4 separate regions of the Mus musculus genome follow, and all the other regions are linked to region 1. A link is a loop called in an ENCODE intact Hi-C map of the cell type or tissue named here. Cell type or tissue: left cerebral cortex. All regions are shown on one strand. Each heading gives the region's core, and the rest is flanking DNA. Links, peaks and the distances in the headings are about the cores only. Region 1 holds the start of Kcns2 (K+ voltage-gated channel, subfamily S, 2). Region 2 has its middle 9.5 kb from the start of Gm22208. Region 3 overlaps 4930413F20Rik (RIKEN cDNA 4930413F20 gene). Region 4 overlaps Stk3 (serine/threonine kinase 3).

Region 1 (3,019 bases), core at 413-2,912:
CATGTATTTGCTCAGAGACCAGGGGGATACCAAGGAATAAGGGTCTATTTCTTGGCTTGGCCAATATGAGGGCCCTATGTCTTATGATTGGGAATTCTGTGCTGAAGTCAGTGTTTATACAGCACACAGTTTCTCACACTGTATGCACATACCACACTAATGCATGTCCAGATCCTCATACATGGCACACTGTATGCATCTTCGCATCCATCAGAAGACATATTTGTCAATACTTTACACAGATTTTGGGTAGTCCTACTCCTCAGATTGCACACACGCACAGAACTCCAAGTACTCCTCTGAAGCTCACACTGGCTTGTACATACACGGTATCATGCAGAGTTCTCAAACAGAACTCCATTACTCCTCCCCATGCCAACAGGACCTGTGCACACACCCAAGCTCCTGCCCCACCCATATCCCTGCCACAGCTCAACCTCAGTCTTCTCTGACAGCTCCCATTTTCCGATAACCCCATTTCCAGGTATAGGAAACTTTTCTTCAGGTTTCTAAAAGAGGAAGCCGAAGCCGGTAGATCATTCCGTTGCTGCCCTATCCGCCCTATACATAAAAGCCATCCTTCATTCTCCAGTCTGTTTCCTACAGACCCGGCGAGGGAGGAAAGTCACTGTAGGCAACCCTCTGTCTGAGCCCTGGGGGTGCTGACAATAACAGCTGTCCCTGGAGGATGCCGAGGGAGGGGGAAAAGGTGTCAGCTCCGTGCAAAGCTGGGGGGCGCCCGAAGAACAGAATGATGCTCCGGAACGTCTCAAGAGTCTGGGCGGCGACTGTGCCCCGGGCTGGCGCGCTCGGAGCTGTCCGTTCAGCACCACCGCGCAGCACCAGGCTCAAGGCCCTCTGCAAGGCGCACCGGCTCGGTTCCCGCCCCCGCTCCACGGGCGCCTGCGGCGTGGGCTCCTGCCTCTCGTGGTGGGTGAGGGGCGCGCAGATCGGAAGAGGGGGGCTCCACGAGCGTCGGGGCCACGCAGCCACCTGTGAGCCTCTCGCGGATGTGGGCGGTGGTGTGTGCGGCCGGAGACTGAAGGAGGCGCACGGTGGACCCCGCCTGCCCGGTGGCGGGGCACACAGACAAGCACTCACATCTACATCCTCGCACCCGCGCGCACTCGCGCAGCCAGCCAACGGCGTCCACCGCGGTGATGCTTGCCAGCAGGTCGGGGAAGTTTCCCGCCGGCCTCTGCCGCGGGCTCCCGTGCACCCAGGTAAGCGCTTTTAGAACGCGCAAGGCGAGCTCCGGGAAGGCGCAGCGCACGCGGCCGGGGAGCACGGCGCCAGAAGGGCGCGGGGGTGGTGGTAGGAAGGGGGCTGGGAATGGAATCGGTCCTTGAAGGCTGGAGATCTGGGACGCTGAGTTGACCCTTTTAGCCCTCGGCCCAGATTTACAGATTAGAGCGGTGAATTTCCTTGCCTCCTCCCAAATCTCCGCGCCCCCTTCTTGGCCCAGCCCTGCCAGTGCGCATCTCAGCTTGGGTCCCGCCTGTCTGCGGCGAGAGGGCGGGGGCGTCTCCTTGGTCTGCTCACAGGCAAGGTCAGCACACAGCCCCCTTGGGCTTTCAGAGCCGACAGGCGCCACTCCCTGGAGGAGGTGGAGGCCCGGGTGTACTCGTGGAAACATACACCCTTGTCTTGCCTTGGGAAGGGAGTCAACTCCCATAGACCCATTCCTGCACCCCAGTGCTGGACCTCACCTAGAGACCCTGCTGGAGAGGCCAGTCAGATGAGGGTGAAGAGAAAACAAGAGAAAGACTTGGGGTGGGGAGTGCCGGCGCTCACATAGATGCTGTTCCCTCTGCTTTCAGGTGTAGCGCCCCCGCGCGGCGCGGGCGCCTGGGCATCTCCAGCATGACCCGCCAGAGCCTGTGGGATGTGTCCGATACCGACGTCGAGGATGGAGAGATCCGCATCAATGTGGGTGGCTTCAAGAGACGGCTGCGTTCCCATACGCTGCTGCGCTTCCCTGAGACACGCCTGGGCCGTCTGCTCCTCTGCCACTCGCGAGAGGCCATTCTGGAACTCTGCGATGACTACGATGACGTTCAGCGTGAGTTCTACTTCGACCGTAACCCCGAGCTCTTCCCCTATGTGTTGCATTTCTACCACACCGGCAAGCTTCACGTCATGGCTGAGCTGTGCGTCTTCTCCTTCAGCCAGGAGATCGAGTACTGGGGTATCAATGAGTTCTTCATCGACTCTTGCTGCAGCTATAGCTATCACGGCCGCAAAGTGGAACCTGAGCAGGAGAAATGGGACGAGCAGAGTGACCAGGAAAGCACCACTTCCTCCTTCGATGAGATCTTGGCCTTCTATAATGATGCTTCCAAGTTCGATGGGCAACCCCTGGGCAACTTCCGCAGGCAGCTGTGGCTGGCGTTGGACAACCCAGGCTACTCAGTCCTAAGCAGGGTCTTCAGTGTCCTTTCCATCTTGGTGGTGTTGGGCTCCATCATCACCATGTGCCTCAATAGCCTGCCAGACTTCCAAATCCCTGATAGCCAGGGTAACCCCGGTGAAGACCCCAGGTTCGAAATTGTGGAGCACTTTGGCATTGCTTGGTTCACATTTGAGTTGGTGGCCAGGTTTGCTGTGGCCCCTGACTTTCTTAAGTTCTTCAAGAATGCTCTAAACCTTATTGATCTCATGTCCATTGTCCCATTTTACATAACTCTAGTGGTGAACCTGGTGGTGGAGAGTTCTCCTACCTTGGCTAACTTGGGCAGGGTGGCTCAAGTCCTGAGGCTAATGAGGATCTTCCGAATTCTCAAGCTGGCCAGACACTCCACTGGCCTCCGCTCCTTGGGAGCCACCCTGAAGTACAGCTACAAGGAAGTGGGGTTGCTCTTGCTCTACCTCTCAGTGGGGATTTCCATCTTCTCTGTGGTGGCCTACACCATTGAAAAGGAGGAGAACGAAGGCCTGGCCACCATCCCTGCCTGCTGGTGGTGGGCCACTGTCAGTATGACCACAGTTGGGTACGGAGATGTGGTCCCAGGGACAACAG
Region 2 (3,019 bases), core at 114-2,613, 300 kb before region 1:
TGATATACTGGTGATATTTATGACTCCAGCACCACCCACATCATTCATCTTGCCCTTGTTAGGTGTGTGTGTGTGAAATGCCTATGATTACGTCTGCCAATTGGCCCACTCATGCTGAAAATATTCGCCAAAACAAGACAATAGCACACAGCCACCTCGTACCCTGAAGGGACGTAAGGTGCTGTGTGGCACCTTCTGAACCCTGCACTCCCTGGAGCTGTAGCCTCTGCTCATGCCCTACCCAGTGTGGGTCTTCTGGGCCAATAATCACTGTAGTCTTCTAATCTTGTCCATAAATCACGGGCCTGGCTTCCAGGCCTTTGTGGACATTGTTACTGGATTCTAGCAGGGATTAAGTTCCTGCTCATGTGATAGAACCCAGCCAGCCTTTCCATCTGTCACCAGTCCTTTCCAGGGTTCTGGTTCTTTGCTGGTCACCTGGGACCCTCACTGCAGATAGTTAGGGAGCACTCGAAGGGTATAGATTATGGGATGACAAGATGTCAGCCTGGGCAGGTGATTTGGATTCTCTTGTCCCACCTGGACATGGAAGAAGCTGTGTCCTAGAGAGTGGACAGCATGTGTCTAAGTCACTTAGCCACATAACACAGCTTCTGTGTATGAATTGAAGCCAGAACCTCCTGACGCAGTGGGCACTCCTCAGGACCAGGGTTTGGAAAACATGTGCCTTCTTCCGTCGAGAGGATTGCTCACCCATAGTAGATGTGAGCTGTAAACTGTGCTAGATTTGGATCTTTGTCATTCTTTCTTCCTCTTTGGATCATTTCAACTTTCTCCCAGTGGGTCTGCAACTCAAGGGGCAGAACTTTCAAAGACCTACTTGGGATGACGGCAAGATCCATAAAGATGGGCTTTAAACCCCGCCCTTTTCAGACTGAAGGACCTTGGGGGAAGTTACTTAAGCCCTCAGGTCCTCAGTGTCCTTGTCAACAATGGAGATGGCACTAAGGCTCCCTTCATCCCCCTCGCTGAGCTGAGATAGAATAACAGAAACTTAAGTGCCTTGTGTTTATATTTGCTAAGTGCTTGCATGTGCCTGCCAGGGAGCTTTAGCGTAGTTTATATGGATTATTTATTTTAATCCCCATAGCAATTCTGTAAGCTGTGCAATCTCTTATTTTGCAGAAAGGCTGCAAAAGATGCTTCACTGAGCAAGTCCACCGAAACAAAGTGATTGTCTAGGGCAGCACAGCAAGAGAGTGGCACCTAACAGATGGCAGTCACCATCCTGGCCAACATGCTCCTTGGTAAAGGCTTGTCACAGTCCGTCATTTCCCTTTTATCTCTCTCAGATATGACCTCTCATTAGCAATCTGTTGGAAGATGGACACTTAGCACACAAAAGCTAAAATAGATAGTTATTCTGAGATGTTATGGGGTTGAACATGGCCATTTGGGGACCCTCCAGAGTTGTCCACTGAGAACATGCAGTACCCAAGTATAACCACTGGGTGGCAGTATGGACCAACAGTGACACTCCCAGAGGTTCAGTCCCTAGAAATTAAGGGAACTACTAGCCCTGGAGGGATGTTCCCTGGAGCCTTCAGGCAAATGGGAAGGGCAGCTGCTTCTTTAGATTCAATGGCTGTTTGTGGAGCTCCAGCTGCAGACCAGGGCCTACACTCAGAACCAGGAGATGTAAGGTTTGTTGCTGTCCCCAGACACTCTCTTCCATGTGGAAAGGCTCCATCCAAATGATGAGGAAGAAAGTAGGACATTATGCTAGACCTAGAAAAATAAAAATTGAATTTGCTATACTAAGCTCAAAAGAGACGCTAGGTGTTTGACCCTAGATCCTCGCACCTTCTCTAGCTGCTCTCTCCGAAGCAAAAGAGACTAAGAGGATTCAGCCTTTAGGAATGCTCTAATGACCATATCCCATCATTCACAGTTAGTCTCTCTCATCTGCCCCGGGAAGGTTCTTTCAACTTCACACCGCTGCCAGCATTGCTACATGCCTCCACACTGGCCTCTTCCCTTCTGACTCTAACCTCCTGTGTGTACATTTACCACATTATACAGAATGGTCAGTTTACACAAGTGCCTCACTGAACTGACTGAAATGTCACTGGGGGCAGGCAGAGTCCCTGTGCTCAGCACCTACAGCCTGTCAGGAAGCAGGGAATCCCCTGGGCACCCGCTCCATTTAACCGAGTTACTGGATGGAAAAAGGACACACATGTTTTTTTAGCAGTTGTTACCCACCTCAGGCCTGGCACAACCCTGTGCCCTGGCATTATAGATACAGGGATGATGGATACATAGATGCCACGACAGACAGACCTGAAGGTCTCAATGGCTTTACACACCCATAGGACTTAGATAGCTGTCTCCCATCTTGATACTACACCGTCTAGAATATACCTTTCTGAGGCTGCTTTCTGGCTGTCTCTGGCTGCTGTGAATAAACCCCACAGGTTGGTCAGTGGCTTATCAGACACTTATTTCTTATTGTTCTAGAGGCTGGGAGGTTGACGATCACGGTGCTAGCAGACTTGGCTCCTGGTGAGATCCCTCTTCCTAACATTCATACCCTCAATTGTAAGCTATATTACATCCCATTTTGAAGAAAACAGGGAAAGCACACTTACTGCACTGTGTGATTGAACGTTCTGCTCTCTCTCCTTCCTTCCCTTACAGACTTCCCACCCTCATGACCTCACCTGAACCTGACTGCTACCCAAAGGACTCACCACTCAGTGCTACCATGTGGGGTGAGTGTCAGGGCTTCAACGTGTGTGTGCACATGCACTTGTGTACATGCGTGTGCACCCATGTGTGTGCGTGCGTGTGCGTGTATGTGTGTAAAAGCTCACAACCATGTTGTCAGTATCAACTTCAACTTCTATGGAGTGGTTTTAGTCGAGCTGTACAAATCCAGAGGTGATTTGCTTACAGCTAAATCTCCCAAGCTGGCCTTGTTGGCCTTCCAACAACTAAGAAAGCACTGATTTGCCAGTCATTCAAGTGAGCCATCTCGAAAGGGGACCATGCAACC
Region 3 (3,019 bases), core at 73-2,572, 160 kb before region 1:
CATAAAGAATTGCTGAAACGTTGTCAGCTGCCCCATATGGTGATTTAAGTTGAGTCAGAAATGCTAAGAACAACCTTAAGTACGCATACTGGATATTCTAGTCTGACCGGTTTTAAACTCGGTTACACTACAAATGATCTTTGTCTTGTCTGTCACTTTGAACATTCTGTGATTTTTGTGTTATTACATGAAGTGTCTACACTGGGAATTTGTTTTCAAGACACTGAGACTCTTTAAGCTATGCACTTTAAAGATAGGGGAGAGAGGAAACAAGACAGGAAGAGAGGAGAGGGGAGGGAAGGAGAAGAGAGGAGAGGAGGGAGAAAGGAGGAGGAGGAGAGGGGGGATAGAAGGAGGGAGGGAAGAAGGGAGAGAGGAAGAGAGAGAGGGAAAAAGGGACCTGGGAGAAAGCTGTGATGATTTCTTAGGGGAAATATGTAAAGCAGAGAAGAGAGTGTAAGTCATTTCAGACGCAAAAAAAAAAAAAAAAAAAAAAAAAAAAAAAAAAAGGCAAGTCGTCCTGACAGTTGTGTTGGTTCTTGCTTGAGTAAACAAAATGTTAAGTCAACAATTAATAATTGTAGCTAACTATGTTCAATTTAAAGAAACGAATTTATTTCAATTAAATACCCCAAAGAAAAATCAATTCGCTATATAAATTTCATTAATTTCATAAGTATATGGTGCTATAAATCGAACCCATTGCCTTTAGATGTTAAGCAAGCACCATACCCCTGAAACACATGCCTGCTATGTGATTCTAGGACACTCCCATCCCTCAGCTCTGCCATGCCTGGGATCCGCATACTCTTTAATGGAAAATGGTTGTCCAAGAATCGCCAACCTCCACAACCATCATCTCTCCTCCTTTGACCCCATTGGCTGGGAATAAGTCACATGCCTAGCTTTACTTGCCAGAGATTTTGGGGCATTTCCCTCCTGGAGAGTAGTATGTGAGGATAGATGAGGAGGGGTGGCAGAGGGGAACTGGCAGAGCTTGGCACAATCACTCCTGAGTATTATCTGTCAGCCAGATTGTAAGTAGGCATGCAGGCAGGCTCTAACAAGCAAAATACTAAACAGATCGACCTTCCCCATCTCCAGGGACGTTCACAGGTTTGTGCCTGCTCTGTGAGACCTTTATGATCAGGCCCCCATGCTCTGTTGCTCACAACTCAGAAGCTTCTTCACTTCTTAACTTAGAAAATCAGTTTCGATCTCTTTATATTTGTATAAAACCTTTGGAGAAAGAAAGCACTTGATGGAGAAACATGTGAAGCCTACGTGCTGTTGGTTAGTCGATCGATGGGTTCCAAGATGCGGCTGCCATCACTGCTGCTGCCCTAGTGTGTGTGGGTGGTTGAAACAAGCAATTCGTGACCAGAGTGCCTTCCCACGGGGTTCACAGGAGGCGGCAGGGATGCGTGTGAACTATTTTGGTCCCAGCCCTGTAGGTGGAGCTTCGAAGACTGTTCCTGCTTTTGTTGGCCTCTGCCTCTTGCAGGGCTTCTTGGGGGCGAGGCAGATTTCATTTCAGTCTCTCAGTTCTTGGTGCTACAATCTAAGGGCTGACTTCTTGTTAATTCTAGTGCCACATCATTTGAAGCTGGACTTCACTTAGCACTTGAAGAATGGGTTCCATTTGGTCCTCCTTATTTGGGATCATTTAATTGCAGAATTAGTAAAACTTTAAAAACATCATTTTTAGCAAGACACAGTTAACACTAGTGTTTTGTTTTTTGATTTGTTATCATGATTATTATTATGACTATTATCACTATTATTATTATTATTATTATTAGTAGTAGTAGTATTTAACAATGAGCATCTCAGAATAAATGGAGGGTTCAAGGTAAAGATCAGCTCCAGTATCTCACTTCCTATATGCAAGTGAACTACAGAGTGGAGATTTTAAAGAGAACCTTACAAAAAGAGGCTTGACAGATTGCCTGTATTCAGAGCCTGATAACTGCTTGTTTGCTGTGTGACTTTGACACAGTAATTTTGTTTCTCTGAGCCTTTCAGTCTTTTACATAAAAGGAAGACAATGAGGAACAGGAGAGATGGCTCAGTGGTTAAGAGCACAACTTGCTCTTTCAGAGGACCCAGGTCCAATTCCCATTGACCAATTCCAATGACAGCTAAAACCATCTATAACTCCAGTCCCAGGGAATCTGAAACCCTCTTTTGGTTCCCTAGGGAAACATGCACAGGGTATATAGACATACATATAGGCAAAACACCAATATACACAAAATAGAAATAAATAAAATTGCAAAAACAATTTATTTTTTTACTTACTTTACATTCCACTCACTGCCCATCTCCCAGTTGCCCCTCCCACAATCCTTTCCCCCATCTCCCTATGCCCCTTCCCTTCACCTCTGAGTGGGAGGGGCCCTCTGGATATCCCTCACCCTGACACATGGAGTTTGCAAGGTTAGGCACATCTTTTCCCACTGAGGCAAAAACAATTTTTAAAAGGACAGAATTTAGTACTGAAAGCAAAATATTCAATAAATGCTGAAGTATTCAGTAAATGTTGGCTGTTGCTACCTAGAACATTAAAATTGAAACTTCCTTAAACAAATACAAAGGCACAAACCATACAGGGAAATTTGAAAAATGTAATTACAACAAAGCCGAGAACTTTTATACATCAATAGACAGTATGGAATAGAAAAGGAAAGTCACAAACTGAGAACCCTTATTTATCACACCTACAATGGACAAAAATTCATATATATATATATATATATATATATATATATATGTATATATATGCCAGAATACACAAATATCAGTGGTTAATAATAATAATGAAAAATATTTTAACCTTAACAATAGAGAAAATGCAAATTGAAACCCTCTGTGACAACCACTTCCCACTCATTGTTTTGAAAAAGTAAAATTTTAAAGATTTATATATCATGCACTATGTATACAAAATGAGGCTTTATTCGGTCTTATAGAAAGTGAAATTAAGTCATTTACAGGAAAACAGATGGAATCAGAGATT
Region 4 (3,019 bases), core at 419-2,918, 53 kb after region 1:
GGGATCAGAATGTGAGCTCTGGTTTGAATAATACACATTAATATGAAGTAGTTTTACTAGTAAATCTTTACATTTTATTTTACAGGATGAAATTTCAGCTTACTCTTTAAAAAGTCCATTTTAATAAGGATTAAGGGGAAATGCATCTGTAATTAGGAAGCAAATGAGAGCCATGCTGTTGGGTTATCTCTGCTGGAATAATAATAACGCAGCTATGCAATACAGAAGTCAACGTGCTCCTGAGGAACTTTCCATGTACAAGTGGCTGGAATATTTTGTTGTTTAAGGAATCGTCTACGCACTGTTTTGTATTCTCAGATAACACTATGTGATCCCCAGTCCCGAGTGATACAGCAGACCAAGCCCTACGTGCCTAACACCTGGAATGAACAGAAGCAGTGAGCAAGAATAGTGTAAAAAAGATGTTCCTTGCCTTTTTTATTTCAGAAGAGGTACAAAACCAAAATAGACAAAATTAAATTTGCTAAGAAACTATTGTTAAACAGAATCATATTCCTTAAAGCCGGTTCACACACACTGCCCTCTCTGGCTATCAGTGTTCTCTTTCAGTTCCACTGGCCCATTTTCTATTAGGGACATTCACACGAGAAAACTTTATCAGCTCCTTCTCTTTTGCCAGAGTGTGTCATGTGTGAGAGGCCCCGAGGCCCACCATCATCAAGCACAGTCTCTGTATCCTCAGCACCTCACTGAAGCCCAGCTGCAGTGCTGACAGGCATGGCTCTGGCTATTGCTTTCTTCCTGCAGATGTGTTAACTGCCTCATTTCATCATCCTCACTACAAAGCCTGCTGCCAGACTGTCCTCTTTCTCACAGTCCACAATGGCTGTCATGTCAGCAGCTGCACCAGGCTATGCTGCTCAAAAAAGGAAGCACTCTTAAATATGAAGGCATCTGTGGGTTTTGTTAACTACCTTCCAATTTTTCAGTCACCCCAAACTGTTTTTCACTGATCTTTTTGCATTCTAAATTATAACAATACCAAACAGGGCACGTGACTCTGCCAGGATGATGGCAGTGGATTTTTCTCTTTCCCTGGGAAATCTCTGCTCTGATCATTCAAATGAGACACTGTTTAGTGGCTCCTAAAGGAGTGGGCTTCTTAGCTAGCTTAGAGCAGAGTGAATAACCTGCTACTATTTTTCGAAAGGCTTTTAAGTCTCATTAAGAAAGTTACTACTGGAAGCCAGTAGAAAGAAGTAAAATTAAACACTCCAACATTACCTGAATTGTATGGAGTGAGTTCTGAGTGAGCAATCCTCAACAGGGTGGAGGTGAGGTCAAACACAGGAGGTGCACACATTTGTGAAGGATGGATACCTCCAGCTGATCGCTGGCTCTTGAGTAGTTAGGAAGACGGGTCCCTTTCAGATTAATGGTTTGTGGAACCGAAGAACATGAAGCCACTGTGCTCCACAGACATGAGCAATTGTTTACTGAAGCCCCCCTCACAACGACAAGGTTTCACTCGGCCTCCATGAGAACATTATGTCTTTGGCTAGCCAGCACCCTCTGCTGCCCATAGTTGGTGCTGCACATCTTCCACCTTTAAGAGAGAAGACCTGCTTTTCTATTTTTAAATTTCACCTTTTTTTTTTTTTTAATTTAGCATTATGTGTTTTGAAACTCTTGTCTAGACCAGAAAGGAATCACCAATAGCATTGATGGGCTGTGTGTAAGGCAGTAAACTATGTATGGATAAGTTTGGCAACTAGGGACTAATAAGCTGTTTCAAGGCTTCAGTGAGAAAGTATCCCTCAGAACGTGTTGGACACTCCCTGGGGAGCCGAGTGAGTGAAAAGACCTGGACGGCATTCGGCTATTTAATGTTTTCAGGCTAGCTCTACAGGAGATATTCTTTTATATGGATTCATGTTACTATGGATATGTCTATACAATGCAGTAGTTACATGAATCAACTGCTTGCCTCCAGCAGACACTGTAATCTTACCTAAGGCAACAGTTTTGTGAAACAGTAAAATACTATAACTTTTGAAAGTTTACAGTTTTAGAAACACCAGAGTTTATTTGAACATTCAGGAGGCTGGAGAGATGGCTCAGCAACCGACACTGGCCGCTCTTCCAGGGTCCCTAGGTTCCATTTCTAGCACCCATAGGACAGATTACAACCCCTGCAACTCCAGTTCCAGAGGATCCCACATCCTCTTGTGGCCTTGATGGGCACTGCACACATATGATTTACACACAGACATGCAGGCAGAACAAGTATTTTATACATAAAATAATCTTTAAAAATGTTAACTTCTCAAGACATGTAGTTATTGAAAGGTAGCCAGAATCTGAACATAGTTAAGGTTAATAACAAAGATACACGGTTTCCACCATAGCGAATGTTTCCATTAGAGGGTTTCACAAAGGCTGTAAATTAGATTCAGTTGTTTTTTTGTTTTTTGTTTTTTTTTTCTTCAGAATGTCAATGGCTCTTAAGTCTAAACAAAATGAATCAATCCATGGCTTCTTCACATCCTAGTGTTTACTCACAGAACCACACAGCGAGGAGATGACAAGTTTATAAATACTTATTTTACAGATACTATTAATGAAGATTAGAATGATTAAGTAACTTCCAGAGATAATTCAATATCCTCAAATGTTTGATTAGATTGGGTCTGCCATCATGAGGGGAGGCAGCAGGGCTTTACTGCATAGCCTGGCATGCTCTTGAACTCAGCAATCCTCCTGTCTGAACCTCTGACTGCAGGAATTACAGGCATGAGTCCGCGTGCCTTTATGCTCTCTATGCTCTGCTCTACAAAGTAAGAGTGACTTTTTTTTTTTTTAAATAAATGCACAGAATTTTACGCTAGAAAATTCAGTTTCACTTTATTTTTGCCTTAACTACAATAAATAATTTAAAATTAATCACTATTGCTAAACTAGCAAAAACACACATAAGGATATAATAAAATCAGAATGTGAAAATTTACAGAAAACAGAGTAAGAACAAGTACATATTATAAAATCCACATTGAGTTGG

What was found. Peaks named below come from ENCODE experiments on the same cell type or tissue, not always from the same donor. Only the 100,000 strongest peaks of a DNase experiment are listed, where the experiment ranks them.
Region 2: it touches region 1 in a loop (5-fold over the local background); 5 of 42 quality-filtered maps call a loop at or near these places.
Region 3: a loop joins it to region 1, with 6 times the contacts of the local background. A loop is called at or near these places in 5 of 42 quality-filtered maps.
Region 4: it touches region 1 in a loop (2.2-fold over the local background); 3 of 42 quality-filtered maps call a loop at or near these places.

Annotation. Positions count from the first base shown.
Region 1 is chr15:34,836,630-34,839,648 of GRCm38, forward strand. It overlaps Kcns2 (K+ voltage-gated channel, subfamily S, 2), which reads left to right and starts at 726. Exons shown (of 2, transcript NM_181317.4): 1 at 726-1,223; 2 at 1,821-3,019. The coding sequence starts at 1,864. Gm32970 (a long non-coding RNA gene) reads right to left here and starts at 2,046. Exons shown (of 7, transcript XR_383919.3): 1 at 1,710-2,046. In left cerebral cortex, for the core only: CTCF peaks have their summits at 1,019 and 1,831; DNase peaks (open chromatin) are centred at 891, 1,054 and 1,854; H3K4me3 peaks cover 1,873 bases; H3K27ac peaks cover 1,479 bases.
Region 2 is chr15:34,539,680-34,542,698 of GRCm38, forward strand. No RefSeq gene overlaps it. Among named protein-coding and RNA genes, the nearest start is that of Gm22208, 9.5 kb to the left of the region's middle. In left cerebral cortex, for the core only: a CTCF peak has its summit at 1,453 (motif pointing right); a DNase peak (open chromatin) is centred at 1,495.
Region 3 is chr15:34,679,185-34,682,203 of GRCm38, forward strand. 4930413F20Rik (RIKEN cDNA 4930413F20 gene) reads left to right here. Exons shown (of 4, transcript NR_045883.2): 4 at 1-20. It also overlaps a transcript of Nipal2 not described here. Among named protein-coding and RNA genes, the nearest start is that of Nipal2, 2.0 kb to the left of the region's middle. In left cerebral cortex, for the core only: a CTCF peak has its summit at 1,448; DNase peaks (open chromatin) are centred at 1,013 and 1,392; H3K4me3 peaks cover 25 bases; H3K27ac peaks cover 2,006 bases.
Region 4 is chr15:34,890,071-34,893,089 of GRCm38, forward strand. All of the region lies in intron 10 of Stk3 (serine/threonine kinase 3), which reads right to left. Among named protein-coding and RNA genes, the nearest start is that of Gm52204, 19 kb to the right of the region's middle. In left cerebral cortex, for the core only: a CTCF peak has its summit at 1,539 (motif pointing left); a DNase peak (open chromatin) is centred at 1,517.